7 separate regions of the Mus musculus genome follow, and regions 1, 2, 3, 4, 5 and 7 are each linked to region 6. The links are chromatin loops, found by intact Hi-C in ENCODE. Cell type or tissue: left cerebral cortex. All regions are shown on one strand. Region 1 has its middle 22 kb from the start of Disp1. Region 2 overlaps Susd4 (sushi domain containing 4). Region 3 has its middle 17 kb from the start of Disp1. Region 4 holds the start of Susd4 (sushi domain containing 4). Region 5 overlaps Fam177b. Region 6 holds the start of Gm46248 (a long non-coding RNA gene). Region 7 overlaps Susd4 (sushi domain containing 4).

Region 1 (4,000 bases), 680 kb before region 6:
TATAAGTCACCTTGGTCATGGTGCTTTGCCAAAGCAATAGAGACACAACAAAGAAGAAGAAGAAGAAGCCAACTAACATTGGCTAACCTCATTTTTATGCATACAGGAAGAAGAGGGATCAGGAAGTGGAGTGAAGCTAGAGCCTCAAAACCTCCTCCCAGAGACATATTCTATATGTCATTGTGTTGCACTATGGTCACAGAAAAGTGAGTGGTGAAGGCTGTTCTCCATCCACCTACAGAAGAAACAGAGACGGGCAGAAACTTGAGGGCTTTGACTGCATGCTTATGTTCGGTATATTATTATAGCATTCACTTGTCCTAATGAAGAATAATATATTCCATCTCTTGGGAAGCATGACATTTTGTCTGTTGGTTTATAAGTCAGCAGACCCTTTGTTGTGCGAATGTGGCTCAGTGGTAGAGTGCTTGCCTAGCATGTTCAAGCCCTAGTATTTAATCTACAACACAAAAGAGAAGCCAACAGAACCCTTTTTCATAAATCTTAGCTCTAGAATCCTTGAGAGTGTGAAGAGAAAACAATGGAGTTGGGACAAACTGTTGCCTATGGCAATACCTAGAAATGACAACCTGGAGGAGAGACCATGAAACCATTTGTAAAGGGATACAGATCTGTTCTCATTTGGTTTCTATTGCACCATGGCCAAAAGCAACCCGAGGCGGAAAGTATTCACTTGGTGTACAACATGTAGTCTATCACCAAGGGAAGCCAAGGCAGGAACCCAAGACAGGAACCTGGAAGCAGGAACGGAAGCAGAGACCATGCAGACATGCTGCCTACATTCTGATGATGTAGATACATTCATCTACCTTTCTAAAATAGCCCAGGCCAATAGCCTAGGGATGGTACTGCCCACAGTGGGCTGAACAGTGAGCTTACATCAACGAGCAAGAAAATGCCTCACAGATATACCTATAGGCCAATCTGATACGAGCAATTCCTTAGCTGAACTTTCCTCTTCCCAGATGTATCAAAATGGCAACCAAGATTAGCCATCACAGCCCCCCAGTGTTTGTACTCTGAATGTCCATTGTGTGGCAAATACTATTTCTGTAGACTCGGAATGTATCTACTATATGTCAGGCAGGAAGCACAGCACTGTGAACTTTTCCTGTTGACTCATAAGATGATGGCTGTTACTTCACTACCCAGAGCAGAGATCCCCAAGGGTTCTTCTTATTCCTTTCCACTACCCTGGTGTGATGGTTTGTATATGCTAGGCCCAGGAAGTAGCACTATTAGAAGGTGAGGCCCTGTTGGAGTAGGTGTGGCCTTGTTGGAATAGGCATGTCACTGTAGGTGTGTCACTTTAAGGCCCTCATCCTAGCTGCCTGGAAGCCAGTATTCTGCCAGCAGCCTTCAGATGAAGATGTAGAACTCTCAGCTCTGCCTGCACCATGCCTGCCTGGATGCTGCCATGCTTCTGCCTTGATGATAATGGACTGAACCTCTGAATCTATAAGCCAGCCCCCATTAAATGTTGTTCTTATAAGACTTGCCTTGGTCATGGTGCCTGTTCACAACAGTAAAACCCTAAGACACCTGGTTAGTTTCACAATCAGATGTTTCTGAAATTGGAGTCCTTGCTTTGATTTCTTCTATCTAGGGTTAATCTCCAAGTGTGTTGAAACTACTGATTTTCAAGTATCAGTTTCAAAAGAAAGAAGTGAATCAAACAGAAAATGTGGGAAGGCAGGCGCTAAATGGATAATCATTTGAAATCTTGGTTTCTGTTTTATAGGTATTAACATTTGCTGGCTCTCCATAGGAAGTTTCTTTGTCTGGTTCAAGGTTAAAAGGTTTGTAGAAGGGCTCAGAGATAGTTCAGTTACAATGATTCTCAGTCTATGGGTTGATACTTCCATAGGCGTCACATATCAGATATCCTGCATATCAGATATTTATATTACAATTCATAACAGTAGCAAAATTACAGTCATGAAGTAACAATGAAATTTTATGGGTGGAGGTCGCTACAACATGAGGAGCTATATTAAAGGGCTGAAGCATTAGGAAGGCTGAGAACCACTGTCTCATTAGATAAGAGCCTGTACTGTTCTTCCAGAGAACCTGAGTTTCCAGTGTCAGATGGCTCACGAGCTCCTGTAACTCCCACTCCAGGGGATACAGCGCCCCCTTCTGGAATAACGGACTATGAGCGCGCTTGCACTCATACTCATCCACTCACAGACACATGCACATACCTGTAATTCATCTAAAAATTAATCTTTCAAAATAAAAAAGGTTTGCAGAGCACTGGTCTTTTTCATCACTCTGAAATATACAATGATTTCCAACCAATGGTCCCGTTAGGAGTGAATTGTGTGTGATAAATTCTCGTTAGATGAAAGAGTCTTGAGGTATTTGTTTAGGTATGTTGCCAAACACGTACACAGAGTGAATAGATTGACAGATGTCTGCACTAATCAATTCCTGAAGGGCACATGTCAAATGCCAGTTTTTGAAGCACGTAGCAAATTGTATGTTCAATCATGTATCTTTCTTTCATTAATTACAGCTATTCTTGTGTTATTTGTTATATTGTATAGTTATAAATCATTTTCTTTCTCTTCTCTCCAAAGACACTCTTGCTATATTTCTTAGGCCAAGATGCAATCATCTGAAAACACATTTTATAAGTCTTTGGAGCGAGGAATACAGTGGGGACAGATGATAGAATTGTGTTATGAATTATTTAAGGCACAAGACATCAATGGGGCCTGAAATGAGAATTCAATTGGTAGTTTAAAGCCAAACTCCAAGGAAAGGTGTACACACACACACACACACACACACACACACAAACACATGCATGCATGCTTCTGAGATGAGAGGGAAGGAGGAAAGAAGAGGGAGGGAGGGAGGGAGGGAGGGAGGGAGGGAGGGAGGGAGAGAGAGGAGAGAGAGAGAGAGAGAGAGAGAGAGAGAGAGAGAGAGAGAGAGAGAGAGAGAGAATGATTCTTGTGAGTGGTGTTCACAGATACAACACTGACTTGGTAGTGGGTTTAATATTTTTTCCTGACGCAGTCAAGCGACATAATCTTGCAAAGTGTGCAAACACAGCTTCCTTGCCTTTTAGCCTGTGTGTTTTGATTCTGAAGAAGAAAAGGGATGGTGGCAGTTTTGCAACTCCAGACAGATTTTCAAGAAAGTTCTCTGGGAATGTCAAGACGCTCATCCTGCGTGAGTGGATCCTGGAGCCTGCCCTCACCTGGAGACGGCCCCACAACCTAAGGTCTGAGCACTCAACTGTCCCTGGTTGGAATTCTACTTTCTTCTCCCTCCAGTTTATCTTTAAACTCTCAAACCTATAAAGACGTTGAAAAAGTAAGAGCCATGCATGCCTACAGATTCCCCAAACCTCTCAGTCTCACCAGGTACTCACATTTTCTCACACTTGCTTGCAGACATACATAACAACGATCTAAAGGAAGTCACAGACCTTGGTGACTTACTCCTATATTAAGCAACTTTCTCCTAAGAGTGAGATTGCTCTCCTCCATAACTGTAAGGTTTAACACAGATTCAATAAGATCTGCTGATACAGGGCCTAATCTCAACTTGCATGAATCTTGTAGAATCTGATGTTCTTGATGCTGTGCCAAGATGGAATTCTTCAGCATTTCTAATTCCCAGACTGATAATTCACTTAAATTGGCAATAAATCTCCCTTGCTCCATGCAACTTCCCTCTAGAACTATAAAGTAATATTCTATGTCTGCCCCTCCCAACTCATATTTAAGGGCCACAAATGGTATGATGCAGAGGGATTGTGGCTAGCCTGGAAGTCCTCTTTGATAAAGAAATATCCTTTTAGCTCTGAGTGGCTGGGCATTGAAGCTATGAGGTGTGGGATTTTCTCTGCAAACTAGCCTCTGCGTCAAATGCCTTCTGTGCTGGGTGGATTTGTACCCCTACAACTAAAGGCAACCCTGTCCTCTTACCCATAGCATTCAAGACCCTTCCTCAAGTGACCTCT
Region 2 (4,000 bases), 330 kb before region 6:
GGGATGCAACAAGTGGACCATGATGGGAGGTGCTCCTGATGGGGTGTGCACAGCTTGCATCCCTGGCCTGGTTCCCTTCTCCAGTCCTCCACACTGCCTGCTTTAGAATGGACTACTCAGGGAGGCAGGAATGTGTTGTGGGTTACCATGGGTTACCATTGTATACTGATGTTAATTCTTCTTCTTCAAGAGGGGTTGCCCTAACAAGGAGTAGATCACGTACTCAGGTGATTTCATGTAAACCTTCCCATTCTAACTGGTCAAATAAAGGCTATAGCCTGTAATTGGGCAGTGGTAGGTAAAGGTGGGGCTGGATATTTTAGAAAGTGGGGGAAGAGTAGGGAACAAGAAAGTAAGAAGATGGAGGAAGAAGTGGCAGAAGAAAGAGAGCAGGACCACATAGCCTGGAGAAGCCACAAAGAGCAAGGGGTCTCATAGCTGGGGAATAGATTAGTGTAGTGGTAAATCTGTCCAATCTAGGTATACAACTTATAAATATTATAACTGAGTTGTGTGTTTTTGCACGGGTATATTTTAGGTTAGAGACTTACTACAACAAATTGGCGCCCAAAGTGGGGCACAAACCCATGACCTGGGATTAAGAGTCCCATGCTCTACTGATTGGAGGGCCTGTCCTCACCATGGTGCTTTCTCCATGACAGCCTACCAAGACCCTTAAGTTCTACCCTCATCTGTGTTCTCTGCTGCACTGACCTCGGGGGGAAGTGGGCCTTGAACTTGGTCTGGAACATTCTGGCCAGGATGACGAGCAGTAACACCAGCAGCACGCTGGTGGCTGTGAACGCCACGATCTTCCACGTGGTCAGGAGGGTCTCGTGGGTGCTGGGCCACGTTTGTTCTGCCATGAGAGATAACAGAGCCAGGCATGAGGTCATCTGGTACATGAGGTATTCATGGTATGCCTCCTGGGATTTGAGAGACACACCCTATTTCCAGTATAGCTGGTAAGTCATGTTAAGACCCATACACTAAAACCCATCTCTAGCATGGGTTCTTCTGGATTGGAGACATATTGGCAGGTGATACATGTGTAGACACTATTGTGGCTGTAGACATGCATGTGCATGTTACAGGCTGAGCCTGAGACCCTGACACAGGACAAAGCAACAATGTAACTGCTTCTTGGGAAGAGAGTGAAAGGTATCCTTCTGCCCTGTTCTGGGCCCCTTCTGACATGGTCCAAAGCTCTGTTCTTGGATGAAGGATAGAGTTTGCAAGGGCTTTAAAGACCAAGGGTACATGGTCATTCCTTGGCCATCACTCCACCCTCTGTGGTATCTGCCAGATAAGAGAAGTAAGAACAGACCCTTCCAGAACAGATTTTTATCCTTTTGCTCCCAGGAAATCCCATCCCATGATCCCACTTAGTGGTCATCCTCTTAGACTCAGTGCCTCTCCTCTTGCTGGCTCACATAACATCTCCATGCCTTCAGATACACAGCATGACACTGGATAAGAAAGTGTACAACCACCATTGCTGGCTGGGGCAGCAGCCATGGCAATGATCTGAAAAATGCTGGAGAGAGTGGGCAGAAATTGGAAGAACAGGGGGAAGGGTGTGTGCTGATGCCAGGTCTCCTTCATGGGGCCACTTCCCGAGTGTGCTGGGACAGGTAGCAAAGATGGCTTGCTATCTCATATCATTTACTCTGAGACAGTGGAGCCTGTATACAGTCTCCACTTGTGTGAGGTCAGTTCTTAAGCACAATAATATTATTTGGAGAGAAGGGTGGGTTCATGCATGATTCATGTTCCATGTACATATTTCTGGTTACACCTATGGGGCTGCATCCTTGCCAGTGGGTGGCAGTAAGGCTGTGAGAAATTGCAGAAGTTGAATTTCTCCATGGGTACCAGAGCTTTGGCTCACTTTAAAAGTATTCCTGATCTTCTGTAACAGGCCTGGAATCCCTTCTCAGAGGCCACCCACATCCATAATGGTCAATTTCTACAGCCTGGACCTGAGGCTCATGATAGGATGGGAGTGGATACCATTGAGGACATAGTATGACCACAGCTTGAAGGCTGCCCTCAGAGGACCAGCCTCCACTAAGGGTGGGGCCTCCGATCTCACCTGATTTGATGCAGTAGACTTGGTAGGAAGGAAACCACTCTCCATACTGGCAGGTGATGTACTTGTAGTCACTGGTGAGGCTGTAGCCAGGATCACAGTAGAACTCCACCACAGTTCCATGGTTGTAGCGCTCACAAGGCCTCGGGTGGCAGATGAAATCTCCGTGACTTACCATAGGAGGTAGTGGACAAACTTGGGCAGTTGGGGAGAATAAAAGTTTCAGTACCACAGGCTCCAGGCAGGAGTCACCCAGACACAATACAGGCATGGCCAACCGCAGCTACTTCAGGATGTACTTACACTCAGAACACCAGATGAAGGCACAGGCCAGAGACAGCCCATGTTTCCACAGGATGTCAGTGGGAGCCTGCTAGGATATTCTGAGCACGAATGTCATGTGTTGTAAAGTACATAGTAAAAGAAGCTCATCGTACAATGAGGAGCGTATGCCTGTTTAGTAGAGAGCATTAAGCTACTCTATTAATAATGCATGCTATTATATGCCAGACAGCCTCGTAAATAAAATTAAGGTATTTATGGACAAAAGCTTTACCCAATGGCACAGTGGTGCCAAGTCTGCTTCTGTTACCAAAGCCGTCTCCTGGAACTGTTTAAATTGGGGGTCTGTGGTCCCACCTCACCCTCATACCCTGCTGGGGTTTGGCCAGTGACAAGCATGTAGGGGTTCTCCCACTTCTGTTTGCAGACTTAGCCTTGGCCCCTCACACACTGGTGCTGCTGGAGCAATGGGAGGAAGAATTGAAAGTCTGAAGTCCTAGGCTGTCTTCTGTCAACACTCTGTGCAACCTTAAACAAGTCACTGAACCCTCAGGAAGCCCCAGGTTCCTCCTCCATCTCACTCTGCTCCTGATGGTGGTTAAAGGTTTTCCGAGCCACATTGTCTGATGTTAGGGGAAGAAAGTGGTTTCCAGTCTCCCACCCTGAGATCATGCCTGGGCTGCAAGTGTGGATCTGTCTACATTTCTGACAGTGGATAGTTTTAGTGGAGCTTCCTGCTTATCCATCTCATGCCACAAAGAGACCTTCTGTCTGCAGGACTCAGAACTGAACAGCTTGTCACTCAAATAGTCTCCAGGAAACAAGGGAGCTGCAGTTTACCAATACCTGGTGTGTACACCACACCTCAGAAACCATGATAAAGGTTAAAAACCAAGACAGACAAATCCAAAATCGAGTCAACTTTGTGACCCTTCCTGGGAGTAACAAAATACTCTGCCTAGTACAACCCACTCAACCCCTGCCCCCGGCACTATGTACCACACTTCAAATTGGCCAAAGTTTTCAGAGAACATATGGGGGTACACCTTTTGGTGTATATTCCTCAAGCTGGATGACAAGATGGGTCCCTGATGGAGGTGTCCCAAGATACACCCCAATCTCTAATCCTGCAAAGAATGGTACAATGTAGATCTTACCAGCTCTCTTGCAGATGAGGGGACAGGCTAAGAGGAGCCACAGGTGAATGGGAAGGAGCTGAGGCTTGCCAAACATAGGTACAGAACTGAACTTGGGCAGAATAATGCAGCAGCATCCTCATGAAAGCCAGGAGTGTCTGGGGGCTGTCCTTAGGGATGCTGCTAAGGCCTAGTAATAGTGTAATAGTGGTTCAGTGGGGCTGGGCAGGTCCTGAGCATCAGGGGAACTCCATGAGGAAGGAGAGAGATGGCAAAAGCAACTGGGAAGTTTCAAGGTTATAAGCAGCAGGCTACTGTCACCCCTGGCTGGTTGGAAGAAGGGGTTGTTGGGGTCCTAGTAGAAAGCAGAACAGTAGAGGTCTATGATGGAGAAGTAGGAGTCAAAGCTACTGACTCTAGGGTAAAGAGAGTGAGTGGGACATTGGAAGCAACTTCCTGCAGGGACTCTAGGCAGTGAGGTCTGTGGCAG
Region 3 (4,000 bases), 680 kb before region 6:
GTACCAACACAGAGGCTAACAACTCCCTGTAATGCCAGTGCCATAGGACCCGACAGCACCTTTGGCCTTCAAAGGTAAAGCAAGTCCATGATACTCAGATGCCTCTGCAGGCAGACCAGCCATAAGACTGGTTTTGTCAGGCAGTCTTCTGCCTTGTTCTGGTTTGTAAAGGTGAGGGATTCACACGTGGATACACAAAGGGCACACACTCAGCCCTGCAGTGTAATGCTTTGATGTTAGTCACTGCCTGCTCCAAATAGCCCCTGAAGCACCATGCAGACCCTTTGCCACCTCTCTTCAAAGTGTGTGTGGCTACACAGAAGGAGGCAAACCAGGGTCATTAGAGTCTATCTCAGCATCTCAGAACATGTAAGGGCATTTCCCACTTCAAGTTGTTGGGCAAATCCCAACAGAGAACTCACACCAAACAAGTTAATCAGATGTTATTATTTGCTCTGCATCTCTTACTTCTGAGTACTGAACCCTGGGCCATGGCCACCCAGCAGAAAGAAGTTATTCCAGGCATGGGGTGGGGAGGGGGGCTTTAGTGAATCTTTTAGGCAGCATACCTTTGGAGCCCTAAAAAAGGAACGATAGATTCATGATATGAGTTTGCACAGGAAGACTGACCCAAGGGTACCAGTAGGTGGATTTTGGTGGTAGATGTTGCTAAAAATAGCAGTCAGGCTTCCAAGTTGACTCTGTAATCTTAGGCAAGTCTCTAAACTCTCTAAGTTTTAACTGCGTTGGGAGCAAAATTAGGAAAAGGGAAACATGAACGACTATTGTCTGAATGTTCCTGTCTCTCCTTACATTTTGATAGTAAACAATCCTAACCCCAGGGGCTGGAGAGGTGGCTCAGAGGTTAAGAGCACTGACTGTTCTTCCAGAGGTCCTGAGTTCAACTCCCAGCAACCACATGGTGGCTCACTACCATCTGTAATGGGATCTGATGTCCTCTTCTGGTGTGTGTCTGGAGACATTGGCAGTTTACTCAAATACATAAAATAAATAAATCTTTAAAAAGAAAATCCTAACCCCAGAGGTGAAGGCATAGGAGGTGATTGCCCATAGGGCCCTTCTAATGGGATTCGCCTCTAGAAATGTGGGAAAGAAACATGTGTTGTCATAAGCTACAGATACTCTGGTGTTCTGTTATAGTACCTGAAAGGATCAAGACACAAAGCTATGCAGAAAACATGGAATGGCATGCATGAGAACACGAACCCTAGGGCTCAGTGCTTAGCAGCTGCACCCAGATATCTATCGCTCCCTCCCTACTGCATTCTTTATCCCTTTCTCTCTTTAAATGGCTTTGGAGATCAAAGGACCTTTCATATGGCATGCATGCATACATGTGCACATATGTATATATATATATGTGTTTGTATGCATATATACACAATATGCATGTATACATCTATAAACTCATTAATACAGTTTTTGCCCTTAGTCACCAATGATCCTTAAAAGTCCACATACTTCAGCGTCCCCCTAGCTCACTCACATCAAAAGTTCCCTGGAAGACTATTAGAGATAGAACAGCAGGACTCCAACTTTCTTCTCTATACTCTTTTTGTTGTTGTTGTTGTTTTCATTTTTTTTTTTTTGTTTGTTTTTTCGAGACAGGGTTTCTCTGTGTAGCCTTGGCTGTCCTGGAACTCACTTTGTAGACCAGGCTGGCCTCGAACTCAGAAATCCACCTGCCTCTGCCTCCCAAATGCTGGGATTAAAGGCGAGCGCCACCACGCCCAGCCTCTTCTCTATACTCTTATTGATTTTATTTTTCACAATATCTATGTCAGTTTCCAAGTGACAAACGGCATAGGAAGGTGCTTTGTAAACCATTGTGTTCCATAACATGTTAATTATCATTGTTGCTAGAGCAGCAAAATTGGTCACTTTGCAGATTTCCTTGTTTGTGTGAAAATCCTAAGAAAGTCATTCAAAACTCATGCTGTTTTGGGACTGGTCACTAGGTGTTGCTATTTGACAGCACATCTTTAACATTCTTCAAGCATCACGACACATGCATATGTTTTTTCCCCTCAACAAAACTGAGATTTTTCTAATTGATTTTGAGAATTAACCATTGTGCTCCACATTGATTCATACTCAAGTACAGGAAATTAATTGCTCTTCCTTTAGTTTCCTCTTTTCCTCCTTGGATGTCAACAACCATTTTTCACTGCCATGCTTGTAGAATGGAACACACCTCAGCCTGTACTTCATCCATTCAAAACTATTTATTGAATACTGTATACATACCTGGCATTAAACTAGGTGTGAACAGAGGTGCTATACAGAAATAAATACAGGACTGAACAAACAGATAAGGTTTTGACAGTGATGCACCTAACTCTGAGAGCTCTCTTGGACAAGATGCTCCTCTGTGGTGAAATTAACTAAACACAGTGGGATGGTGTCTTAGTTAGGGTTTCCTTTGCTGTAAAGAGATTCCAGTGTCAAGGCACCTCTTAGAAAGGAAAGCATTTAATTGGAGCTGGCTTACAGATTCAGAGGTTCAGTCCATTATCATCATGGTGGGAAGCATGGCAGCATCCAGGCAGACGTGGTGCTGGAGGAACTGAGAGTTCTACATTTTGATCCAAAGGCAGCCAGGAGGAGACTCTCATTCCACACTGGGTGGAGCCTGAACAAGGAAGACCTCAAAGCCTGTCTATACAGTGTAACATGCTTCTTCCAACAAGGCCACAACTCCTAATAGTGCCGCTTCCCATGGGCCAAGCATATTCATATTCTCACAGATGGGTAGTTTTAATTGTCAACTTGACATAATCTTCAACCACCTGGGAAGAGAGAATCAAAGTAGGATTGTCTTGATCAGGTTGGACTGTGGCCTTGTCTATGGGGATTGTCTTAATTGTTAATTGATGTGGGATGACTCAGCCCCCTGTAGATGGCCCTGTTCCTTAGGTAGGGGATCCCAGGGTTTGTAAGTATAGAAAAAGGGATGACCACAAGAGATATACATGTATTTGGATTTTTTTTTTTTATGCTTTTGATTGTGGATGTACGCTGCTGCTTCAAGTTCCTGCCTTGACTTCTACTAGATGAACTCTACTGAAGTGGAAATTTCTGGTTTCCTTAGAGACTGAGTTGTGTGTGTGTGTGTGTGTTTTGAAACTGTCTTATGAGAGGGTGTTTTGCTGAAGCAGACATGTAGAGAGGATGCTGAGGCAGATGCTTGAGAGGGTGTGTGATGCTTACAAAGAATATGAATACAACCCCACAGACAGTGAGAGGAGGTTCAGGCATTGGTTTACCTTGCAATCCTTTGCTGGCTTTTGCTGATCTTTGCCTGCTGTGACTTTGGAGAGAGAGAGATAGACTTGCCAGAGAATTTCTCATGGTTTTCAGTCTACTTCTTGCTGCTTCTGCTGGCTCATGCTGATTCGGAGTCTCTTGCTTTCTTCTGGATGGAGCCTCTGCTACTGTTTCATGGTTGGTGGTTGCCAATTGGACTGGACTACCCGCTACTGATTTGTGTTCGGAATTGCGCCAAAGAACTACTTCTAAACAGGTCCACATGACCCTTGACCTAGTCATCTTTCTTCCCTACCTTTGGTAGGTGGGCTAGAAGGGAGATTGAATCGTTTAAGAACTTTTATTAAAGTAAGCTTTGAAAAGTCTAAGTCTACACTCTACCTTGGACTTAATTTTTTTTCTCATCTAAGTTGCTTTAGGTCAGAGTAGTTCATTGCAGGAACGGAAATGAAACCAGAACACAAACTTACTTATCTTCCTGTACCCTGGGGATTCATCCCCAGTTAGCCAGATAGCCCGACAAGTGTGGGTGGTAAGGAATAGTGAAAGTCATTCCTGGTTCAAGCAGAAAATTTTTCACAAAGGGACTAGTGGATTGTTTCTGGGAATGGGACAGGAAGAGGGGGAGAAATGGGACTGCAGATGTAGCCAGTGCTTTCTGGAGCACTCAGGGGCTAAAGACTCACACTGCCAAGTCTGACAACTCAAATCT
Region 4 (4,000 bases), 200 kb before region 6:
TATTCTAAAGTAGTTCAAATCCAGAAGCCCAAACCTGACCTGTGTGTGAAGGGCAAAGATCAAGGGTCGAAGGGCTACAAATACACTGCTTCCCCCCACCCCCACCCCCACACACTCCTTTGATCCTCTTTTTCCTCTGGGCCAAAATGGGAAAATGTGCCAGGCTTCTTATCCTTCCTTCAGAAAAGCCCAATTGGGCTGCCGGTGGGTGTGCGAACCTACACCGGTTCCACACAATTTTCTGTGAACTCCAGGGGTTTTGCAGAAGGCTGGGACACAGGGACTCTATTTCTCAGGCACCCCTAAAGTCTGCACGTATGCAGAAGGCGCAGTGCTGTCCGGTCGGTACAGTCTCCCCTCCCTGCTGGGCCATTCAAAGCTCCCCCCACCACAGCGGGGTCACTCACCACCCGTGAGCTGTGCAGGGCCAAAGCACAGCGCCAGTTGAAACCACAGGATCACGGCCAAGAGTCTCTGGGGGGACTGAGGCTGCTGTTGCTGCAGCTGCTGCTCTAGAAATCCATCTCCATTGCTCGGGTTCATTCCATGATACATCTTTCATCCACAGAGGGCATCCAGCTTGCGAGAGTCTGCAACCAGGAGCGGAACACGACAATACCCCGGGGTTGCCCGGGCTCTGGGGCCAAGCTCTCCCTCCTCCACCCTGGGGGCCCGGTGCCTGGGCTTTGCGGGCTCCATCCCATCCCATCCCTGTTCGCCCCTGCGCAGCCCCCGCCCCCTTTCCCACAGCGAGATCCTCCCTGCCACCCCCCATGCAGGGTCCAGAGAGTAGCAGCCACCATGGGATACTGCGCGTGCGGGAGGGATGGAGGAGGGGAGAGAGGACAGGGGTTAGTGCACACTGGCTCTGTGCTGGTCCCCGGGATTCAGCGGCTCTGATCATGACAGGAAAGTCTAAAGCCTTATAGCATCAAGCGGCTGAGAAAACACTTTTCCCCGGGCCTGTACATTTCACTCTGAGGAATCTCACAATGTGCCCCCTGCTGCCCCTGGATACTTCTCTGCTTTTCCAAGGATTGGGAGGCTCCTATTGCCCCAGTCCCTTATGAAATCTGAGCTGTTATTTTTATTTTAAAAATTCCTCCCTTAGGGGAGCTGAGCCAGGAGCCAACTCGCCCAGCCCGGCCTGCGCACGCCTCCCCGGGGCAGGCAAGCCCCTTCCGGGCTCCGGCTCTTACCTGTGGGTCTCATGCATGCAGCTTCCTTCCCTCCTCCGCCTCCTCCCCCCGCCAGTCTAACCCGCATCTGTGCGCGACCTCTGCTGCCGCCTCTGCGCGAGCAAGCAAGCGAGCGAGCGAGCAAGACAGAGGAGCGAGCGAGCGAGCGAGACGGAAGCCTCGGCGGCTGCCGGGCTACACCGCCCCCGCCCGTCCCGCCGCGCGCTCCCTCCCCGGGCTCCCCCGAGTGGCCGGGGGCGGGGGTGACGAGGGCCACGGCTGCCGGGCTGCGCGCGCCCGCTACCTGAGCTCGGGAGCGCGCGGCGGCGGCGCGGAGAGGGGGAGGAAGGGACGAGGCCCGGGCGCGCGCGGGAAGGGCAGGGGCGCGCGGGCCTGCACGCGCCTCGGCGGGTCCCAGCCAGCGCCGGTAGCAGGGGTAAGGGGATGGCGTGGGCGGAGGAGGACGCCGTGGCCAATGGGAAGCCGGCGCGCCTGCACCTGTCGGGCACGAGTCGCCAGGCGGCGGCACACACGCACACGCATTCACACACGCGCATACGCGTATGCACGCACACATACCCAGGCACACGCACGCGCACACACCGCAGGTCTGCGCCGCGATCCTTCACCAGTGGCCTCTGGAGCCCTTAGCCCCGTGTGTGCCACCAGAGGCTGTGACCTCGAAGGTGGAGGTGGACAGGATGATCCCACCCAGGACCATCACCGATGACAGGGTTAACTTGAATGGGGCGGTGTAAGCACAACCCTTGCTGCTAAAACCTCAAGTTCTTGGTGACCCCGAACATCTCCACGGGTGTGAGCTTCCCCTAGAGCCCAGTGGACAGCCCGAGGAGGCTGGGTCTCTGTCTCCCGTCCCTTGCACCGTCGGCATTTTCCCTCTTGGCTGCCTTGGAGATAGACGCAAGCATCTCTCGGAGCTTTCTCTTGAGAGGCTCTCCCTCAGGGAGACAAGTGACCGGGCAGTGAGATGATGGGTGCCAATGCGGGAAAGCTGGATATCACCGGAAGCTTATTTCCTTTGGGTAAGAACCCGAAAGGATCAGGGGTCCCCAGGAAAGAACGTTCCCCTGGTCAGCGGTCCCTTCCTGGTGTCTTAAGTTCAGCCTGCTGCTAGCTCTGTTCTCCCAACCTTTGCTGTTCCCCAGCAAGCTAGACCTCCCTCTGAGGTCTGGGCCGGCTCCTAGGGTACTTGTGTGAGCCTTGGTGATTAAGGGGTGTGCCTTAATGAGGTAGGGCCGGCAGGCAGTATTTTTGAACCACTGGATCCCCATTATTCTGTAGCAATTTGTGGATATGAAAAACCATGTTTCTGATACAGCCACCAAATCATCTCGTCCTTCTATCGACTTTCCCAAAATCTCACATACTGAAGGTAGTTTGGAAATTACAGCTTTTACCGTGTTGGCTTTTACTGCGAGTAATTTTAACAAATTCTTGCAGGAGAAATTAGCTTTTAGTAGATAAATCTAGTTCAATGTTGTTGATTTTTTTTTTCGATTTGTAAAATTGAGATGTCAGCTTTGCACGGAGTAAGTTGAACAGTTTTGGTTATCACAAATGCATTTCTGCTAAAGCCTGAACTCTGAAGCCCAAAGCATTACTTGGGCATTTTTCTGTGTTTCCAAGGTCCTAAGATTGTTCGCTGCAAATTGAATATTTATTCTAGCTTATTCTCAATAAAATATCTACCGTTTTAAAAATAGCTGTCAGATCCACAGGGCATAAAACTATTTGTTGACCATGCAACAAATGTATCTGAAGTCTGCCGCTTAGCTGCAACAATCGGCTTATAAGACTACCAGGGCCAACAGGACCATCCAAGTTCATCTGTCCCAAGCCTGGGATCTGCGCTTAAGTCTCCTTTCTGACACAGTGCTAGCCAGCTGGAGCTACAGCTCAGCAGTAGGCCACTTGCCTAGCTCTTGTGTGAGGCTCGGGGCTCCACCCTTAGTACCACAAGAATTAAATTATTTGTGAACAAGGTCACGTAGCCTCATCCAGTACCTGAGGAAGCCTGTTGTAGTTGCTGGTTGCACTCAGAAATGCCTTCCTCGGGTGGGACTGCTCTGCTTTGGGTTTGTTTGTTTTTTCTGTTATTGTGCTAAGACACTGACCAAAAACAACTTGGGGAGGGGAAGACTTTTACTTGGCTGACAAGTTACAGTCCACCAGTAAGAAAAGCCAAGACAGGAACTGAAGGCAGGAACTGAAGGGGTCGGGGTGGGGAATGGAGGAACGATGCTTGCTTACCAGCTTTGCTTCCTGTGTGTTGCTTGGCAGACTTTCATAGCCCAGGAATCACACACACACACACACACACACACACACACACACACACACGCACGCACGCACGCACGCACGCACACACGCACGCACGCACGCACGCACGCACACACGCACACACTCTCATACAGTGGCCTGGGCCCTCCTGCATTTAATCAGCGTTTAAGGAAAAGCTCCCGCAGACATGGCCACATGGAAACAGTTTTTCAGTTGAGATTTCCTCTTCTAAGTTATGCTCAATGTTAAGTTGACATAACTTAAGCTATAACAGAACCAAGAACCCTTCCCAAAACATGGCCTGTGGCTCTGCCTCTCTTTTCTGGGCTCACGCCGCTAAGTCAAATTCTCCTTCTTTAAGACAAACTGTCAAGGCGGGAGAGATGACTCAGTGGTTAAGCTCTCTTGCTGTTCTTCAGAAGACGTGAGTTCAATTCCCAGCCCCCCACATGGTGGCTCACAACCATCTGTAACTCCAGTCCCAGGGCATCTGATACCCTTGCCCTCTTCTGATCACCACA
Region 5 (4,000 bases), 700 kb before region 6:
GCTGCTTGCTATAACTGGACATTGGCAGAAGCAATCCTCCTTAAGGGAGGAAGGGTTTATTTAGATTCACAGGACCCACGGCAGCAGAAAGGCTTGGTGGTCCTTGGCGCCATAGCAGTGAGAGTGTGGGGCTGTTCGTTTACAAGCAAGTGAAGCAGGAAGTAGAAGTAACAGGAAGCTGGCTGATCCTCCAGCGACCCACTTCCTCTAGCTAGGCCTACAGTTGTAAAATTACCACAATCTCCTGAAACAGCCCTGCCAGCTGGAGAGCAAGTATTCAGGTACGGAAGCCTGTAGGGACTACCCAGAAGTTAACGGGATGGGAGAGTGCTCTCTCTCACCTGGTAATCAAGCCCTGTGGTCGCACTGAGCTCCCAGGCTCAGACTGGCTCACGTTTCCAACGCCTCCTGTCCTGCGACACTGTGTAGTATCTGAGAAGAGGTCACGTGACGTCCTCAGAGAGAGAGAGAGAGAGAGAGAGAGAGAGAGAGAGAGAGACAAGAGCAATGGAGGCATGCATGCAGTGCTCAGCCTGCTCTGTCCATAACTCCGGGAACCAGCCCGTGAAAATGACACCCACCTTAAGGGCAGGTCTCCCCACCTTAGGCAGGTTAGGTGCATGTCTCACAGACGTGCCCACTGGCCAACCTAATCTCTAATTCCTCATAGAGACTCCCTTCCGAGGTGATTCTAGAGTGCTTCAAGCTACCAATTAAAACTAACAACAACATTTTAAATAGATTTTTAAAACAATTGATTTTTTTTTAATGTATTTTTTGGCATATGGGTACTTTGCATGTACATCTGTGCACCAAAAGATGGCATCAGACAGTTGTAATCTGCCGTGTGGGTACTGGGAATTGAATTCAGGGCCTTTGGAAAAGCAGTTGAGCGCTCTTAACCACTGAGCCATCTCTCCAGCCCCTTTAAACAGATTTTTAAAATTTGTTGTCGTTGAATTTTCAAAGTCTGGAAAAAAGGCTATGAATGTTAATCAGTAAAACACTTGCCTAGAACAGATCTCATGTTCAATTCTTGATACCACAAACAAACAAACAACAACAAAAACCAAACCCCAAATCCTAAAAGATCAAACATGGAACTTCCAGTAGTCCTGAGTATGACTTCGCCTCTTCACTTAGCTGCCTATGTGATTTTGAGATGCCAAAGTTTTTAAATTCAGACTCCATTTTAGAGAACCTGACCTAAGTTTGAACTCAGGTAAACTAACAGGCTGGTCCCTAGCATTAGTTTCCAAGTTGCCCCCCACCCCCACCCCCAACAGAGCCTGAGCCTAGCTCCAGTCTCTAGGCTAATGCCCAACAAGACCAGCGCCTCCAGGTTTCACACTCAAGACCAGTATCACGAGGTTAATCCTCCAACAAACCTGCACCCCAGGTTACAGGCACACCCTTGCCTAATGACCACCAAAGCAGAGGAGAGCAGAAGTTAAGGTTATGATCTGACTCCAGCACCAGCCAATTATGTTAAAAGCCACAGCAGCTTCCAGTGAGATGCTTGCACATGTATTCCCTGCTTGCTGCTTACTATAAAGCCTTGCCCCATAGACATTTGAGGCTCCCCCACCACCAAAACCATCCTGCATGACTGTGGTGCGTTGATGGGTGGGGGAGCTAGCTCAAATAGAATAAAAGACCCTGCTGTGAGTTGCATCAGATAGGCTCCTATCTGTTTTTTTTTTTTTTTTTGGGGGAGGGGGATTACTAACATTTCCTTGGCACAATTTTAGGTATCTAGATGTAAGGTCTACAGCCTCTTTCTTTGGGAAACACGTGTGACGTTTATGTCCTCATGTGTCATTGTTAAACAAAACGAGATAACATGTGAAAACAGATACTATAAATATTTGCTGTTCACACTTACTAGCTTCTGTAGACAGTCACATTGTTCACAGTCACCCAGCATCCATGCCTTCTGGGACACAGGCCCTTGGATAGCTCCACCCACACTGACTCTCACTGGTGACGGGCTTTGGCCAATGAGATAGCAGCAAATGCGCGCTGCTCTGAAGCTCTGAACACATTTGAATGTGAGGGCTTGATCTCTTGGAAAGCTCCAGGCTGTTAAGAAGCCAGACTTAGGAGTCATGAGAAGCCATATGAAAAGAGATTTCTGAGAAAGAAACACCGACCATTTTTTTTCAGAACCTAGCTCCAACCAAGGTCCCAGCGGATGTAGCCACATGAGTGACCTCCTGCTCTTACATGGAACAAATGAGCCATGCCGCAGAACCGGGGAACCCACAGAATCACAAGACTCTCTGACGCAATGTGACTGAAACCACAGCTCAGAGAGAAGCAGGGAGTTGGAGTTAGTTTGGTATGAAATCAAGGACAGAGCGAGAGCAGAAGGTGTAGTTAGTTGAATATATCAGGGTAAGATAAGTCGCAAACAGATGATTCCAAAGCCTTACATTGTCTGTGTAGGCGCCTGCCCAGGCAGGAAGTCTCCATGTGCTGGCTCAGTGTTAAACACTTTCCTGATCTTGGGATCCCTTCAAGTGGTGATGCTGAAACAGAGGCTTGGTGGAGAACTAAGCCCTGGTGATGAATATCTCCACTGCGAATGAGTTCTGTCCCCTCTACTTATGCTTCTTTACTAACAATCTACATTGTTGTGATTAATTGTATATGAGGTGCGACACTCCTCTCCCTCCTACCCCCGCCCCAAGGAGCCCAGAAAGGAAAGCATTTTATTTTGGTGGCACAGATGGGCGGTAGGTCAGTGAATTAATACGACCCTGGTTTCTTTCAGCTTTACTGACTCTATGACCCACCATCCCCGTGGAAGTTACTTAACGTGTCAGTGTTCTCAGGTCTAAAACTGGTTTGTCAAAAGAAGCTATAGTCAGTGGATTGATTCTGGAAGGATACTGAGGTATCTCATGGACTCCAAGAGAAGTCTCCACCGTGTCTAGAGCAGTCTGATAAGAAACTACCAAAGCAGGTGCCCTCTGTGTCTCTTCTGCACGGAGACAGAAGAACGCTCAATTCATTTTCCAATTCCTCTAACCAGTGACCTCAGCTCCAACTCCAAACATACAGCAGATTCTGGATAGCTCTCCTCTGTCAATCCCTAAGTTTAGGTCCAAGGAGGTAGATATATCGTAGTAATGCAGAAGTAGGGCCTTTTGCTCCGTGAAGATGATTCTCAGGAAAGGGGACTCAAAATGATTCCAACAGATTCATGCTGTGGATAGTTTATATGAAAATCGAGGAAAGCCACTTAGCCACAATTAGGCACTAGAGTCATGGTGTCGATTATAATTTTTAATATTGGCGATGTGCCAAGTTGATGGGCCTGGCTGTGATGCTGTTTCAGTGAGACCAGCACTTACGTACAGTGCAAGGGTGTCAGGGGTGGCACCCCATAATTCCATCAAAGGCCTGATAGAATAAAAATGTCCAGGATGGAGAATTTTCTTCTGCTGCTGTCTTCTATTTGATCTTCGACACCTTGGTTCTTCTTGTGCTCCTGGCCTGGGGTTTGGGGACATCCACTGCCCACCCCAGCCCACTCTCAGCCCTTGAACTGAGACCTAGGTCACTGCTTGTCCCATCTCACACCATTCTCGGGCTTTTGGACTCAGATTGATCTGTTCTACCACTGACTTTCCTGAAATCCCAGGATGCAGGTGGCAGACTGTGTGATTTCTTGGCTTCTGTAATCAAATGAGCCCTTTCTCCATAATAATATCTATTTAATTTCCCATAATAACATCTACCTACCTACCCACCCACCTCCCTACCCACCCACCCACTCACCCACCCTCTCACCCACTCACCCACCTTCTCACCTACCCCCCCACCCCCCACACACACCTACCTACCCACCCACCCACCTTCCCACCTACCTATCATTCCATCCCATTGGTTTCATTTCACTGGAGAAACTGATTAATAGGCAGCTGAGTGAGAATCTTCCTTTCATGGGTTTGAATAGTTTGTCCTCACTAGGCAGTCTTAGCTCTTTATCTGA
Region 6 (4,000 bases):
CTTACGCGGCTGGCAGAAGTGGAAAGCGGTACAGATGTTTTGGGAAACAGTCTGGCAGTTCTGCAAAATGCCAGACCGTGGAGTTTCATGGCAGCTCCCAGCAGCACTCCACCGTTAGAGAATAACAAGTAGAGGTCCATTCACACCATGTGCATGAAGAGTCCCTCGTGACACAGGGGAGAAACAAGCACACACCAATCCATGGGTGAGCAGACCAAATGTAGCACATCCCGGGGAACCTAGAAGGGAATAGCACTTAGTCATAAAAATGAATGCAGCACTTAGGTGTGATGTCATACACCTGGGAACTCAGTACTTGGGAGGCAAAGGCAGGAAGATGGTGAGCTCAAGGCTAGCCCAGAGGACTCAGCAAGAGATGGGGGTAGCTCGCAGTACACCATTCCCCTGACATGAGCAAGGCCCCAAATTCCATCCCCCAAGAGTGGATGCTGAAACTTTACGCAAATTAAATGAAGCTAATCAACAAAGGCATGGCACTCTCCAAGTCACTGTAATGAGACATCTAACAATCAAGTTCCATCCACAGTTTGCATCCTTACCGCAGGGAGGGTGTGACAGAGCGGAGCAGCTCACATCACGGCAGCCCCAGAACACGATTGGCTGACTTCTAGAAGGTCCATCCCATTTTCTGGCCTCCAAGCCTTCTAAATGTGGTGCCATCTATATTCAAGGGAAGTTCCCCCAACACCACCACACTTAGCAGTCTCTGAAAATGCCTTCACACACCCAGAATGCTTTATTCTTCTCTTAGGAACTCCTCAATCCAGTCAAGTTGACATCAAGATTAACCATCATGTCCAGTTAGTTACATGAGACTTTCAAAACTGGCGAAGCTGTAGAGATGGGAAGTGACTGCCAGGAGCTGGGAAGATGGGAGGTTAGGACTGACTGCTTCTAGGTACACAACTTCTTTTTGTAGTGATGGTCTTAGCTAGGGGTGATGGCTGTACAACTAAAACTCACCCTTTAAATGTATGGCTAAAAACAATGATCCTCATGTTGTGTGCACTATTATATCTCAACACAGAATCTAAACGGAGCTGAGTATTGTGACTCATGCCTGGAATGTCAGCACTCAGCAGCCTGAGTTACAGAGTGAATCTGACACCAGACTAGATGGCATAATAATGAGGGTGGAGCTGTGGGGAGGACAGAAGGACAAAGGAGGAGGAGGGAGGGAGGAAGGAAGGGAGGGAGGGAGGGAGGGAGGGAGGGAGGGAAATATGATGTAAGGGAAGACTTGCAGTAATGAGTACAAGGCTGGCTTCCCCAGGACATCAACTGGCTTGTTATGCTACAGAGTACTGGGCTGTGTGCAGAACCTTCTCTAGCTACACGAAAGAAAAGAGAAAGCTGACCAAGTGACAGTATTGGGGTATATTCCTCAGCAAGTCTGTGACATCACTCGTGGAACCTTGGGGTCATACCTCAGGCCCTCATCTCTGGCAAGAAGGGACCAAATCAAGCCAGTTGGGAAGCTGGCTAAGATTGCCCTCCAGTGGCCAATGCAGGTCCAGCTGAACCAGCTTGACTGAAGAGAGGGTGGTTAAACCCCCTCAGTGGAATAAGCTGGATCCACACAGGGCTTTTACATTGAATGGTCAGGGTGACAGCAAGGCCACGGTCAGACTCCTCCAAGGTCACTCCGGTAGCATATTCAAGGTCAAGTCTTCTGATCTGAAATCTTGCTATCTTCTCGCCACTAATACCTACAGTTTCCAAGGCATCTGAATAACAGGACGAGATGGAATGCGCCATCCTGTGGGAAGCCACATGTGCCGTTGCTGAGTGGCACTGACTACTGCTGGCCACCATGCATAAGATTGGACAAACAACCAATGTGTACATATGCAGTAAAGTTTTTTGCAAAAACACTGCCTGGCCCAGGCATGATAATGAGGTTCTGTAAGGTACTGAGAGTATAACCAATCGGATGTGAGACATGCAAATGAGGTATGATAATGAGGCTCAGTGAGGTACTGAGAGAGAGTAGCCAATCAGATGAGGAACATGCAAATGAGGCTTAGTGCATAACCAATCAGGGTATGAGACACGCCTCTCCTAGGCCTATAAAAGCAGCACCAGCTCTGGGCAAAAAGTCTTTTCGCCTCTGCAATCAAGCTCTCCCAATAAACGTGTGCAGAAGGATCCTGTTGCAGCGTCGTTCTTGCTGGTCAAGTCGAGCGCGCGCAAGACCATCCATGGTGGCACCAGGAGGGCAGGGGCCACAGATGAGCAGAGGAGCAAAAGGACAAATGAATACAGCCTGCCCCTGTCAAACCATGGCGAGAAGGGTGGAGATCAAAGCAGAGTGATGGACTACGAGGTCCATGAATACCAAGAGGGATTCAGGGAAGGGGGTTCCAGTTGTGAAAGGGCTTAAGGGCCAGGATTTGGGGGAAAGGTGGTGAGAAGCCAGCACGTGAGATGTGGGAAGCAGGATAGCAATGCCACTGAGGAAGACCCTGCACACAGCATGCAGTGAGGAAGACTATGAACTGGGCACTGAGTGGATCTGCAATGCACTGCAGTGCAGTGGAGGAGGGGCAAGGTGAAGAGATATGGAGGGACCAGGATAGCTCTTACCTGGCAAGGACATTTTCTCATAGTTAGAAGGCAACTTCTGGAACCAGGCAAGAGGAACTAGTCGAGACCTAAATAGGATAGCAGCAGCAGGGTTGGACAAGGGAGAAACTAGTTCCTGAGCTGCCTTCTCTGTAAGGCTATGGGTGATAGCAGATGAATAAAGACAAAGAGGAGATGTGGCCATGGTCCTTTTCCACCCGACCCAGTGTGTGTGTGTGTGTGTGTGTGTGTGTGTGTGTGTGTGTGTGTGATGGTCCTTTTCCACCCCACCCAGTGTGTGTGGTGTGTGTGGGGTGTGTGTGGTGTGTGTGTGTGTGTGTGTGTGTGTGTGTGTGTAGACTTCTCTCTCCTCTCTCTCCTCCTCCCACTTCTCTTTTGGCACAGAGTTCCTAAAACCCCAGGGATTTCCCTAGCAATTAAGAGCAGCAGAAGCATCTTTTATGCTAATAACAAGTCTTTGATGCAAGTTTCTAACACAGAGCTCCTAAATCCCTTGGAATTTCCTGGGTGGAAAACATCTTTGCTTTTAATAAAGTGTCTCTGGGTGGGCTTCTGGATCAGGAGTGGTTACAAAAAAGAAAGAAAGAAAGAAAGAAAGAAAGAAAGAAAGAAAGAAAGAAAGGAAGGAAGGAAGGAAGGAAGGAAGGAAAGAAAAGAAAAGAAAAGAAAAGAAAAGAAAAGAAAAGAAAAGAAAAGAAAAGAAAAGAAAAGAAAAGAAAAGAAAAGAAAAGGAAAGGAAAAAATAAACAAACAAATAAAAATCAAGAAGGCTACTAGGAGCCAGGAGCGTGCTTTAGAGGCCTATTCTCCAGGAAGGAAAGTTCTAGATTGTTACTCTCCATCCTGGTTATATTATGATGTGGTTGGAAAACCTCCAGGCTTCGGGCCATGTGGCATGCTAGAGGAGGTGGTACATCTACAGAGGGCTTGGAAGCTCCACCCCTCCCCACACAGTCAGCCTCCACCCGCTCCCAGCATCCCTTCCAGATGGCCACATAGGAGTTGTATTTTTCGATACTAAACTGGTATTTCAGTAAGTACACCTACTCTGATTCAAATAAGATGAGCTATTCAAATCAGAGAAATGGATGTCTTAGGAACCCTTCCTTGTGACTAAGTGGTACAGGGGACAGCAGCACACTTAATGTAATATAACTCACTGCTTGGGAGACTAAAGCAGAGGACCTAGAGTTTGAATCTAGCCTGTGCTATATAGCAAGACAAGACCTTCTCTCTCAAAAAAAAAATATATATATGTCTTAGATTTGATCAAGTTGAACAGGAGTGGGCACAGTGGATACGCAACATTAGCATTGAGCTCTAATAAGTGGGCAGTCTTGTAGGTCTGAACTTTGACCTCAGAGGGCCTGCAGAAACTGGTCAGTGTGAGGGA
Region 7 (4,000 bases), 340 kb before region 6:
ATACAAATACCTTAGAGGGCCAAGGGACCAAGGCTGGTGAAAGGTGTGTGAGAATGCATGTGAGGGACCAATCTGTATGGCGGCCTCGCCCCTTTGACCTGCAGCTGCCCTGTCTCAAGAGTCCTCTGCACCTGAATGTTTGACTTACATCAGCGGCCATGCACAGCCTAGCAATGAATGCAGGGAGACACCATTCTAAATTTCTGCATGTAGAAACAAAAGCTCAGTGAAGCTAGTAATGGATCTAAGCTCACAGCCAGGTGGCCATGGAGGAGGCGAGCTATGAAGCCCACACTCTCCCATGATGCTCTGGAGAGCTACAGTCCAAGTGGGAGGGGATTTGAATACCTGTTGTGTAGAGGGAGGATGGAATCTGAGAAGCCCCTGGACCTAATGGGCTGGGGACCAGGAGGCTTTGCGCTTGATAATCTTGGACCCGCTGGTGGCCAGGGACCATTTCGGTAGCAACAGAAGGCAGCCTTGTCTGTGTGCCAGCTGCTAGACCGAGTGTAATTAGGTGGGAAAGGGCCTGAAGCATCCGCACAGGCAAATCACAACCTTGCAATTAAGAAAAGCTACACGGTAATGAAGTGTGAAGATGCCTGTGCTGTGCTCACACTGGGGAACCAGTCAGCCAGCACTGGGCTGCTCTGCAGCAGCTTGGATGCAGCCCCGAGGTGGGCACTGCCCAAGCCCGAGGAGACTGGTACTCGAGAGAGAGCCAAGACGGGTACTCTTCCTTCCTCCATAGCCCTGTCTGTTTCCACACTGAGGTCTGTGGAAGGTGACCTGCTCCCTCGCACTACAGGGACTTTGGGATATTTAAAGGAATTCTGTTGGGACGACACCATTCTTGGAACATCACCAAATTTCTTTCTGTCAGAAGTACCTAGGGTGGGACAATGAACCCTAAGTAACATCTAGGAAGATGCTTGCTATGGGCACAGAGTTGAGTGCTATCAGGCAGGGTGCGGGTGAGTGGTTTGGAGATTGTGATGCTGTGTTTACACAGCAATGGTCTCTCCTCCCCCCACTGCCACCCAGCCTCCAGATGAGAACGATACCCGTGAGCTCCCTGATGCCTGCTGTGCTGTCATTCTTCCTGGGGCCCGGTTGCAACCCTGGTCATTGGTGACCAGGTCAGATGGCCATCCTGCTGCCAGAGGATTTCCCAAAGAGAGGCAGGGATGGCCTGAGACAGCTCTGTGTGCCTCCTGGGAGATGGGACTCTTACCCAGAGGTCTCTGGGACACAACCCAAATAAGGAGGCATGGAAGGGAACAGGTGTGAGAACAAAGTGCAGAGGTGTGGCTGCCTGGATGTTGTCCATGTCAAGGCAGTGACATGTCAGTCACCATATGTCAACTCCTTTAATAAATGGAGCTGAGGACATGGAGTTTCACCAGGGATGGCGTGCAGCTGCCACTCAAGCAATCTGCAACTGCCCACAGCAGTAAGCTCAGGCTTAGCAGCACTCTGCCACTAACGGTGGCAGTGCATACGTCAGGGCAAAGCCCACCCTTTTGATACGGTGTCTCCTTCAGCTGAGTGTTCTAAATCCCACATTTTATTTCTACCACCCACAACCAACGTCACCCACCTCCTGCCCTCCCCACCCCACCCCACCATTAAAGTCACACTTCAAACTGTCGTTTTCTTTTTTAATTTTTAATCAGTCTGTGTTGAGAGAAAACAGGATTCGATCAAGCCTCCGTCCCTCGGTGCTCTAGCAGCACAGTGATTCTATTGGATGAGAGTTTTGTTCATATTTGTCTACAACCCAGAGGAGGGATGGAAACGACACCATGGACCAACATGTATTTGAAGAGACACTTCTGGACTCGAGGCTCTTAAAAAAAATCAAACAATTGCTTAGGCACAACACCCAGTGGGTGCCATGAGACCCTCATGGAAATACGGGATGGCAGGCAGGCAGGGCCAAAGGCCCCCCGAAAGCAAGAGGGCAGGGTGGCTTGGGGCTGGGAGGCCAGCCTTTGGACTGAGCAGGACAAAAAAGAGAGCTGAGGGGCTGGGAGTGGTCTCAAAAGATCCGGCTCCCGCTTCCTTCTCCCTCCAAATGCAGACCGTGTTTACAGAAACTTTCCACTTTGGAAAATAAAAGAATGGTTAGGTTTTAGGGTCGGGGTAGAGTGACAGCAATGACCCACATAGGAAGGCATGAGCAGATAAATTTGAGTGGAGTCTGCCAAATGCCAAAACCAAACATGACCAGGTTACGGGGTCCACCACAAGATGCATCTGAACGTGTTCTCACCATGTGTAAAGCCACGGGTCTATTCCACACCGCAGGTCCACTGCCAGACCACGCCTACAAACATGTCACCAGGGGGCAGCACAGAGCATAGGGGCTTGGCATGAAGAAATTTTCAGAAAGCGGAGTTGGCTTGTTTATCCTTTCCTTTCTCGTTCAAGCCGCCACATCCTGCTTTGATTGGCTGTCCAGGTGTAAGAGATGGTCTGAGTGTCACATGAGAGTCTTTCCTTGGGAGCCCGTCCCTTACTAAGAAGGGCAAAGAGAGGATCTGCTCTTGGGTTTGCAGGTCAACGTGGGCTTTTTTTTTTTTTTACAGAGGCTGACCCGTCCAGATCTAAAGTCCCTAGACAGTTCAAAGCAGATTTTAGAAGCAAATTTATACAATGTGACATGCTTTCAGAGGAGCAGGGAGTGCTGTTAGCAGGAGCAACAGGATGTGTGTGGCACAGTCTCACGCTCTGTAGCAAGAGACACCCAGCTCTGACACAGGGGTGAGGCAGAGAGAGTCCCCTCTGCACTTGGTTCCCTGCTGGTCATGATAAACCCTTGAGTCTCATTTGAAAGCACCGCCTTTGCTGTTGGCCAGACCCACAGTCCTGCTGGAGATGTACGGTATGAATCACTGTCCTTATGTAGATAGATTAAAAATGACCCCTGGTCCCCAAGCTCTGTCCTCCTGTGGTCTCTCTTCAAGGCTCTTTTCCCCAAAGGGGACAGTGGGACTAGCAGGATGTCACCAGGCTATGGGTCCTCTTCCATGAGCGGGATCTCTGGAAAGAAAGCAAGAGATGGTTATTTGCTTAGTTCGACTGAAAGCTACATGGAGTTACAAGCCTCATTAAAACAGCTCCATCCTAGAAATCAGCGGAGAAAGGAAAACGTTAAGTTCCATGTGTCCATTAAAGGTCAAATAAAACAGCGTCCCTTCTCCCCGCCCTGTACACCATCTATCCGCTAGAGAACAATTTGTGACTTTTATATCCAGCTCATAAAAAGGATAATGTTAAACTTTCACCACAAGCCCTCATAGTGGCTTAGGCCAAAATGTCACCATTTCAAGTGCAGAGAGGCAGGGAGGAGCACAGGAAGGGTGCTCTGAGGGGCCAGCAGGCCTGTTTCTACCCTGCTCCTGCTGCACAATGTAGCCACGCTTTACAGAGCTGTGCCAGGCTTCCCTCCCTGGGAAGTGGACCCCTGAATATTCTCATGGGCTATGGTCTTCCTCATGGCAGATGAACCTTTCACTGCACATGGCTAAAGTGACTTCTGAGCACACAGCACTTTTCTGGGGTCAGGTGGGGGTGTGTCACCCCACAGGTGAGGTTGGCAGCAGTCCACTGCACTGGCCTTCCTCAGGGCCCAAAGTGGGAAGATAGGGCCCCAAGTGGGAAGTTAGGGCCCCATGTGCACAGTGGCATTGCCCAGAGAGGGAAAGTAGGCCCTGTATGCATGGTGGCACTGACCCAGAGAGGGAAAGTAGGCCCTGTATGCATGGTGGCATTGACCCAGAGAGGGAAAGTAGGCCCTGTATGCATGGTGGCATTGACCCAGAGAGGGAAAGTAGGCCCTGTATGCATGGTGGCATTGACCCAGAGAGGGAAAGTAGGCCCTGTATGCATGGTGGCATTGACCCAGAGAGGGAAGGTAGGCCCTGTATGCATGGTGGCATTGACCCAGAGAGGGAAGGTAGGCCCTGTATGCATGGTGGCATTGACCCAGAGAGGG

The links. Hi-C counts contacts between places; a loop is a spot of excess contacts. Peaks named below come from ENCODE experiments on the same cell type or tissue, not always from the same donor. Only the 100,000 strongest peaks of a DNase experiment are listed, where the experiment ranks them.
Region 1: a loop joins it to region 6, with 4 times the contacts of the local background. A loop is called at or near these places in 21 of 42 quality-filtered maps.
Region 2: a loop joins it to region 6, with 2.9 times the contacts of the local background. A loop is called at or near these places in 10 of 42 quality-filtered maps.
Region 3: it touches region 6 in a loop (4-fold over the local background); 21 of 42 quality-filtered maps call a loop at or near these places.
Region 4: it touches region 6 in a loop (2.8-fold over the local background); 2 of 42 quality-filtered maps call a loop at or near these places.
Region 5: a loop joins it to region 6, with 4 times the contacts of the local background. A loop is called at or near these places in 9 of 42 quality-filtered maps.
Region 7: it touches region 6 in a loop (3-fold over the local background); 10 of 42 quality-filtered maps call a loop at or near these places.

The regions. Positions count from the first base shown.
Region 1 is chr1:183,241,636-183,245,635 of GRCm38, reverse strand. No RefSeq gene overlaps it. Among named protein-coding and RNA genes, the nearest start is that of Disp1, 22 kb to the right of the region's middle. In left cerebral cortex, a CTCF peak has its summit at 2,173 (motif pointing left); no DNase peak of the experiment used is centred here.
Region 2 is chr1:182,885,627-182,889,626 of GRCm38, reverse strand. It overlaps Susd4 (sushi domain containing 4), which reads right to left. Exons shown (of 9, transcript NM_001356461.1): 6 at 2,096-2,287; 7 at 715-859. Among named protein-coding and RNA genes, the nearest start is that of Tlr5, 67 kb to the left of the region's middle. In left cerebral cortex, a CTCF peak has its summit at 1,828 (motif pointing right); a DNase peak (open chromatin) is centred at 1,831.
Region 3 is chr1:183,236,120-183,240,119 of GRCm38, reverse strand. No RefSeq gene overlaps it. Among named protein-coding and RNA genes, the nearest start is that of Disp1, 17 kb to the right of the region's middle. In left cerebral cortex, a CTCF peak has its summit at 1,979; DNase peaks (open chromatin) are centred at 1,971 and 2,239.
Region 4 is chr1:182,761,596-182,765,595 of GRCm38, reverse strand. It overlaps Susd4 (sushi domain containing 4), which reads right to left and starts at 1,380. Exons shown (of 9, transcript NM_001356461.1): 1 at 1,200-1,380; 2 at 408-590. The coding sequence starts at 555. In left cerebral cortex, a CTCF peak has its summit at 1,711; DNase peaks (open chromatin) are centred at 552, 916, 1,637 and 2,014; H3K4me3 peaks cover 2,572 bases; H3K27ac peaks cover 2,187 bases.
Region 5 is chr1:183,262,527-183,266,526 of GRCm38, reverse strand. The region is part of intron 5 of Fam177b; the gene reads left to right. Among named protein-coding and RNA genes, the nearest start is that of Fam177b, 11 kb to the left of the region's middle. In left cerebral cortex, no CTCF peak of the experiment used is centred here; a DNase peak (open chromatin) is centred at 2,011.
Region 6 is chr1:182,558,026-182,562,025 of GRCm38, reverse strand. It overlaps Gm46248 (a long non-coding RNA gene), which reads right to left and starts at 1,100. Exons shown (of 4, transcript XR_001779884.1): 1 at 561-1,100; 2 at 6-239. In left cerebral cortex, a CTCF peak has its summit at 1,530 (motif pointing left); DNase peaks (open chromatin) are centred at 1,092, 1,481 and 3,561.
Region 7 is chr1:182,894,244-182,898,243 of GRCm38, reverse strand. It overlaps Susd4 (sushi domain containing 4), which reads right to left. Exons shown (of 9, transcript NM_001356461.1): 9 at 1,653-3,045. The coding sequence ends at 3,017. Among named protein-coding and RNA genes, the nearest start is that of Tlr5, 59 kb to the left of the region's middle. In left cerebral cortex, CTCF peaks have their summits at 259 and 2,343 (motif pointing right); DNase peaks (open chromatin) are centred at 295 and 2,341.